Regions from separate parts of the Homo sapiens genome. Here regions 2 and 3 are each linked to region 1. A link is an interaction called in ENCODE POLR2A ChIA-PET data of the cell type or tissue named here. Cell type or tissue: GM12878. All regions are shown on one strand. Region 1 has its middle 45 kb from the start of EML4. Region 2 overlaps EML4 (EMAP like 4). Region 3 holds the start of LINC02898 (long intergenic non-protein coding RNA 2898).

Evidence for each region. ChIA-PET counts read pairs that join two places held together with the same protein. Peaks named below come from ENCODE experiments on the same cell type or tissue, not always from the same donor. Only the 100,000 strongest peaks of a DNase experiment are listed, where the experiment ranks them.
Region 2: POLR2A ChIA-PET joins it to region 1 with 5 read pairs; 4 of 35 experiments call an interaction of 5 or more read pairs at or near these places.
Region 3: POLR2A ChIA-PET joins it to region 1 with 5 read pairs; 2 of 35 experiments call an interaction of 5 or more read pairs at or near these places.

Annotation. Positions count from the first base shown.
Region 1 is chr2:42,122,783-42,125,282 of GRCh38, forward strand. No RefSeq gene overlaps it. Among named protein-coding and RNA genes, the nearest start is that of EML4, 45 kb to the right of the region's middle. RefSeq lists a silencer at 1,473-1,673. In GM12878, no CTCF peak of the experiment used is centred here; a DNase peak (open chromatin) is centred at 1,439; H3K27ac peaks cover 652 bases.
Region 2 is chr2:42,287,842-42,290,341 of GRCh38, forward strand. It overlaps EML4 (EMAP like 4), which reads left to right. Exons shown (of 23, transcript NM_019063.5): 11 at 386-481. Among named protein-coding and RNA genes, the nearest start is that of COX7A2L, 72 kb to the right of the region's middle. In GM12878, no CTCF peak of the experiment used is centred here; no DNase peak of the experiment used is centred here.
Region 3 is chr2:41,952,362-41,954,861 of GRCh38, forward strand. LINC02898 (long intergenic non-protein coding RNA 2898) reads right to left here and starts at 1,445. Exons shown (of 4, transcript NR_161189.1): 1 at 1,366-1,445; 2 at 627-947. It overlaps LOC124905996 (a long non-coding RNA gene), which reads left to right. Exons shown (of 3, transcript XR_007086296.1): 3 at 250-688. RefSeq lists an enhancer at 1,181-1,320. In GM12878, no CTCF peak of the experiment used is centred here; a DNase peak (open chromatin) is centred at 1,490; H3K4me3 peaks cover 406 bases; H3K27ac peaks cover 873 bases.

The DNA of each region.
Region 1 (2,500 bases):
CAGGCTGGTCTCGAACTCCTGACCTCAGGTAATCTGCCCACCTCAGCCTCCCAAAGTGCTGGGATTACAGGTGTGAGCCACTGCCCCCGGCCATGGCTGGGATTTAAACCCAGGCTTCCTAAGTCAAAGTTTATTGCTGTATATATATACAGGTTTTTTTTTCTTTTTTCTTTTTTTTTCTTTTTTTGAGGCAGAGTTTCGCTCTTGTTGCCCAGACTGGAATGCAATGGCATGATCTCGGCTCAACACAACCTCTGCCTCCCGGGTTCAAGCAATTCTCCTGCCTCAGCCTCCCAAGTAGCTGGGATTACAGGCATGCGCCACCGCACCCAGCTAATTTTGTATTTTTAGTAGAGATGGGGTTTCTCCATGTTGGTCAGTCTGGTCTCGAACTCCCGACCTCAGATGATCTGCCCGCCTCAGCCTCCCAAAGTGCTGGGATTACAGGCATGAGCCACTGCGCCTGGCCAGTTTATTGCTATTTTTTAGCATATCATAGCTACTTATATTTTGTTCTGTGACATGTGTTTATTGACTTGGATTCTGTCTGCATTTCTCTTTTGTCCCCTGAATACACTGTTTTGGGTTGTGGGCAGGAGCCCCATCTAACCCAAACCTTATAATTTTCACTGGACCTACCGCACTGTCTGTACCCAGAAGATGATTCTAGGGTTTTTCTTTTTCCTTTTGAGAGATCTAAGTATCTGGGTTTATCTGACCACATAGTATTCATCAGTCTGCCTTTTTCATGGTCCCTCCACAATCTAAGATTTAAATCAGGCTGTAATTAACTCTAGCACACAGGCTTTTCTACAGAAACCTTCCCAGGCTGCACTGTCAGCCTGCTTCTCTCCATTAATGCATGCCATTGGCAGCCAGAAACCAGATTTTGCCCTGAGCTACCCACACAAGTTTGAGGCAAGATTATGGGTGAAGAAAAGCTTGGGGTGGATGCATCTCCTATATGTAAAGGCTGTTTTGTTTGAGTGATTCCAAGTGCTGGTACACTATGATTAATTAACTTGGTTAAGGATTAATTCTTAAAAATCAGGAATGATTTGAATCGTTCCTCCAAGTGAGTTGCTCAGCTGCCTCCAGGGAGAGGATCAGTTGAAAAAAGTGGACAATTAATGTCTTAGAGATGACATTATCTCTTTGACATTCCATAGAGATAAAGAGAAAGGCTAATGAGGCATCTCTTTGACACACACTTTCTCTCTCTGTTTTTATTTATTTATTTATTTTTGGTTCACAGGTATCCTCAGCCCTAATATAGACTAATAAATCTAAGCCTGTAAGCCTGTGAGTTTGTTTCTTTTCGTAAGTATTCAGCAATGCAAATCCTACCCCCAAAACTGTCTTCTTTGACCCATTTCCTGTATTCCTGTATCTGTTATCTTCAGATCTCTCCACCTGACTGTCCTCATTATTGAAACGTCATATTTTGACCTCAACACTTCATAGTTGCTGATGTGACTTCCTCTATGTTTGAAATGTTTTCTCAGTTACTGCCCTAAGTAAAAAGCAAACACAACAAGTTACGGCTTGGCTATCCTTTTTTTTTTTTTTTTCCAAAAAAGAGCTATTTATTACTAAGACAAGTCTACAACAACACTAAAAGTATTCAAAAAGAAAAACATCAGTCATATTTCTGCCACTTACCACAACCACTTTCTTTTCTCCCAGATTTTCTTCCAGTCTTCAGTCAGATATAGAAATATTTTATGTAAGCATAATTATAATGTTCATGTAATTTTTGTGTTCCACTTTTTGTTTAACATCACTTAATAAACACTTTCTTGTCCTTACATAGTCTTCCTAATGATCTTTTTTTGTGGCTTCGTGGTTTCCCATGGATATGCCATAACTTGTTTAATCATTTCCCCTGCTGCTACGCATTAAGTTATTTCCAGTTTTTAACTATTATAAGTGGTTCTTTTTTTATTTTTTATTTTTTGAGATGGAGTCTCGCTCTGTCACCAGGCTGGAGTGCATGGCATGATCTCGGCTCACTGCAACCTCCATCTCCCTGGTTCAGGCGATTCTCCTGTCTCAGCCTCCCGAGTAGCTGGGACTACAGGCAGGCGCCACCCCACCCAGCTAATTTTTGTATTTTTAGTAGAGACAGGGTTTCACCATGTCGGCCAGGATGGTCTTAATCTCCTGACCTCATGATCTGCCCACCTTGGCCTCCCAAAGTGCTGGAATTATGGGCGTGAGCTGGCCATAACTATTATAAGTGGTTCTTCTATAAACATCTAGTGCATGCAAAGATTTCTTTTCTTCTTTTTAATTATTTCCTTTGTAGAAATGTCCAGGAGGGCTGTTGCCATGTTGAAGGGTTTGAATGATTTTCAGGGATGATGAGCTCTTAAAAAGGCAGTACCACAGAAGTTCATAACACATGTTATATCTTGATTTATAAAACTAATGGTGGGGCCTGGCACAGTGACTCACGCCTGTAATCCCAGCACTTTGGGAGGCTGAGGCGGGTAGATTG
Region 2 (2,500 bases), 170 kb after region 1:
TATGAAATTGTGTACATTTCTTCTTACCTACCACAAGGAAAAATAGCTTAATACAGGCAGCAAGAAGGAAGCATAAGATGCAGAAGGGACTAGGATAGCCTCAAAATTAGTCACTATCTCTGAATAATAGGAGTGACTAGATGGCAAGTGGAAATAACCTGGAGGGATGAGGGGATTTAAATAGAATATTTTGTAAAAGAATCTTTATATTTTTGAGGAAAATACAATTGTAGTAAATAGTGTATTCATTATGTTTCAGAGAGCGATGAGTTTAAAGGATTTTGGGTTATCTTACTATTTGCAGTTTTAATAAGATGGTATTTCTTTCTTAGAATGTTAGCCCTATCAGTGAATTTTAAAATGCCTCTGATTGACTTTTCTTTAGGATTCAGGTGTTCATTTATGTATTATTGATGACTCCAATGAGCATATGCTTACTGTATGGGACTGGCAGAAGAAAGCAAAAGGAGCAGAAATAAAGGTAAATTTTTAAAAAACCGAGTATTGTGTTTTAGAGTACGTTACTTGTTTTGCAGGTATTTGGAACTATATTGGTATTAGAACTATCTATTCGTAAGTCGCAAAAGCAGATCTACTAGCCAAATTCAGCAAATTTAGTGATTTGTCATAATCGTTAAGATATTAACACTATAGTTATACAAGATAAAATAGTCAAGCAACTTGAAGCAATTTCAATATTTCAGACATTACTATAGTCCTGAAATGCCAGAGTAGATGGATGTGTGATCTCATAATTAAGACTGAACACACTTCTTGGTTTTCTTCTTTAATAAAACATGTAATTTCATTCCATCTTTAAAGCTTTAGAAATCTAGAGGAAAAATTCAGTAGGAATACGACTGATGTAACTGAAGGGCTTATGTTAAGTTTTTTGGTCTTAATTGTGTTTGTAGGATTATTTTAGAAAATTCAATAGCATTTATAATTGCTATAATTGCATTATAACTCTTTACAGTACAAGGGTTGATCTCTGTGTAGATCAAGCTGTACGTTGTAAGAGAAGAATGTAAAATGCATTGAAGCTGGGTTTATATGAGCCAGAAATGGACTTCTCCCTCTGACAGGCATTTAAAAAGATTCAAAGTGATAGAATGGCTTTAAAAAGTCTGTGTAATATTTGCCATACTCTTAAATAACATCACATTACTCTCCAACTCCTCTCTTAACAGTTTTGTTTTGAGTAAGCTTCAAGCTTTTAGCTTGTTGGGCAGAAAGATGATGTGATGTTTAACTTAACATTTTGAAAGAAGTAGATTTGATTGTACTTAAAAGGAATATAAGTTGTCAGAAAACCTCAAACTTTAAAAAACATAAATGAAGATATAGATTGACTTCCAGTTATTCAGAGTAATTTAACATTGAAACATAGGGAAGTTGCATGAAAATGAAATATATCAATTTTGATTCTTCATAGTAAGGTTTACCAGATGAAGTCTTGTGGTTTTCCTCCTACTGGCGATTTCTCGATCTCCTTTCCAGGACTTTAAATGTTGGTGTTCTTCAGAGTTTTATTCCACATGCTCCACTGATACTATATGCTGCTCCCATGGCCTCATTTTCTATCTGCTGAGTCCCGTATCAGTTATCTCCAGCCCAGATCTCTAACAGGTTTAACTCATATTTCTAGTTGCATCCTAGACATCTTTATTTGAATGTCCTCTACCACAAATGAAAATCACCATGTTCAAATCTGTACATAATCATCTTTCCTAGCCCCCAACCACCAGTTTCATCCCTTAGTGATTGACTCCGCATTTCACCTAGCTACCTAAGCTAGAAACTTGGACATCATTCATGGCTCTTTTTACCTCACTTCTCACATCCAGGTAGTCAGGAAGTTCTCTAAACACCGTGTCCCAAATATCTGCATTATAGCACTTTCTAGTACAAGCGACTGCAAAACAATTGAAATTAACTTAATCTGGCCAGGGGTAGTCACTCACACCTGTAATCTCAGCACTTTGGGAGACCAAAGTGGGTAGATCATTAGATGTCAGGAGTTCAAGACCACCCCGGCCAACATCGTGAAGCCCCATCTCTACTAAAAATACAAAAAAAAAAAAAAAAAAAAAAAAATAGCCGGGTATGGTGGCAGTTGCTTGTAACCCCAGCTACCCTGGAGGCTGAGGCAGGAGAATTGCTTGAACCCTGGAGGCAGAGGTTGCAGTGACCCGAGATCACGCCATTGCACTCCAGCCTGGGCGACAGAGCAAGACTTCGTCTCAAAAAATAATAAAAATAAAGTTAACTTAATCAAAACAGAGGATGTATTGACTCCTGTTTAGGGAGGAAGAGAAAACCTCTAGTAAAGGTCAGAGGGAGATTTTGACTCAGAAATGACTTGATTCAGGGGCCGGATTACGGGTTGACTGTCTCTCCTCTTCTCCCTGTCTTGACCTTATTCTGTTCTACTATAGATGAGCTCCATCCTTGCTTAAGTCACAAGGATTTGGGGAGTTGATATATAACTTTTTAATTT
Region 3 (2,500 bases), 170 kb before region 1:
CTGAGCTAAAGTCTTCACCAGCCTGCCCCTTTTGGGGAAGCTTCTGACAATTTCGATTACCGAAATCTTCCTGCCTTTTGGGATAATACAGTCAAATGCTCCATTGAGACAGACTTCTGTATCTTTACAGGCCCTAGAATGAGACCAACCCAAGGCCCAGCATCTGCAGAATGTCCCGTGTAGAACCAGGAAGGAAAAACTAAACCACTCCTTTTCCCCTCTTCCCAACACACCCTTCTCTCCTCTCAGATCCTTGGAGTTCTCCGCACTCAGAACCTACAAGCTGCCCAGGGGTCTTCCAGACCAGCCCCAGTTGCTTCCAGCCTCCTTCCGCCAGCACATCTCTGCAGCCTTGGGCCACCGATCCTAAGCCAAAGCCTCCCCAACCTCTGGGCTCAGAAGCAGGTGTAATCCCAACTCCAGCAGGGAATTCCAGAGGTGAAGGTCACGGGAGCATCTTTAATCTTCGGTTCCCAGTAGAGAAGATACCCAAAGAGCAGGGAGCAGGAGCCAGCTCCAGGCTATACATTTGTTTATTCATCAATCATTCATTTATGCATTAATCATTCATTCCCCCCACCCATCAGTCATTCATCTGCTTATTTATTCATTCAATGTGTTTGTACCTTGTCCTTGCTTTGGTTACCGCAGATGTTGGTCCTCTCCTGCTTTGATCTGTCCCCTGTTTCTCTGGCAGCTGCACAGCAGAAGCCTTCTCATGTCCCTTGTTGGGTACTTGGCTGAGAGTGTGTCTCCCTCTCAGAGGTGCCTGAGGAAAATCAAAGGGACAGTGCAGAGCTGTCTGCTGCCTGCAAGTTCCCTTCCATTGCAAAATCCAGCCTTCTGGTCCGTAGGTCAGTGGGAGAGATTGGGAGGGGCTGCAGAGGGGTCTCCAGGCCCAATCGAGGAATAATGGTCTGGACATCCTCACCATGTGTGAGCTCTGGCTGTTTAAAAAATAAAAAAAATAAAAAAATAAATATACTGGTCCTTCTGGGAGAAAGGGGACTGCAGGAGACTCTAAGCCTCTGTGCCTGGTTCTGAGGCCTGAGCTCAGCACTTTGGCAGGCCCAGAGAACATGGTATGGGAAAACCTGGGGCTGGAGTTTCAGAGGCCTAAGCTGTGAGCCTTCTGACAGGTCTCCCACCTTCCATCCTTCCATCTACCTGACCCTGTAAAGTCTGTTCTCAGCCAGCAGCCAGAGATCCTTTAGTAAAAGACCACGTCCTGCCTGTGCTCAGAACCCTGCCCTGACTTTCAGTTCTCTCGGAGAAAAACCCAAGGCCCCACTTGATGGGGTCCCCCTCATCTCCCACTCACTCCCTCCATTCAGCCCCCACTGGCCCCATCCTTCCCGAACTCACCAGCCACACTCCAACCTTAGGGCTTTTGCTATAGTTGTTTCTTCTAGAACAGGCTTGACCTGGGTGACTTGCTTGAAAGTGACTCACTTTCTCACTTCCTTCAAGTCTTCGCTCAATTGAAACCTTCCCCATAAGCCTACCATGACCCATCCTATTTAAAACTGCAAAGCACACAGGCACGCGCGCACACACACACACACACACACACACACACACCACTCTCAACCCCCCTTCCTCTTTAGCACTCATCACCTTCTAACATAATACATAATTTACTTATTATTTTTACCATTTATTGTCTGTCTCTGCCTGCTCAAGTATAACTTCCAAAAGGGTAGGGGTCTTTGTATGTTTTCTTCCCTGATGTATCCCGAGGGTGGGCCATCCCATGGATGCCTGGTGTATAGCAGGAGCTAGTAAAACATTCCTTGGATGAAAGAATGAATGAGTGAATGGGCTGTAGGAAGCTCTGAGGATGAAGCTTGTGAAGCCACAGGCTGTGGAGTTTGGGGCTTCCTGGGGGTAGAATTTAGGAGGTCCACAGTGGCTTCTATCAGCTGTGCTGAGGAGAGAAGAGCCAGGCAAATTGCCCGCTGCCAGCCTTCTCGGGGAGGAAAGGTAGGCAGCAGCATCGGTGGGGATTGCGCTAACTCAAGGTGCCAGCTCCATGCTGCTCTGGGGCTGGCCAGCGCTCTGGATGTCATTAGCTGATTTGTTCTGCTCTGCAGAATGTACTTTTCATATTTAGGCAGAAAAAAACAGCTTTCGATCCTTGTGCCCTTTCTTCTGTGAGCTGTAGCACATGGCCTGCTAATTATGAATTAATCCTCTAAAGAGCATGTTCATTATTCTAATTTAATTGTGCTTCGTTTCAGAAAATAACTAAACCCAGCGTGGAATAAACTCCAATGCTGATCAGTTTTCAAGAAGTTAACATAAGACAAAATTCTGCTAGAGGGCAGCAGCAATTTGGAATCATTAAAGGGAACCCATGTAAATAATAAAAACAAAACTAAAATGCAGAATTAAATTAAGGAATAGGAAATTAAATTTGGGAATCTAATCTAAAATTGAGGCCTTATATGCACAGGCTTACCCTGGCTTGGCTCTTCGCTCAGGAGTGCTCAGGAGAGGA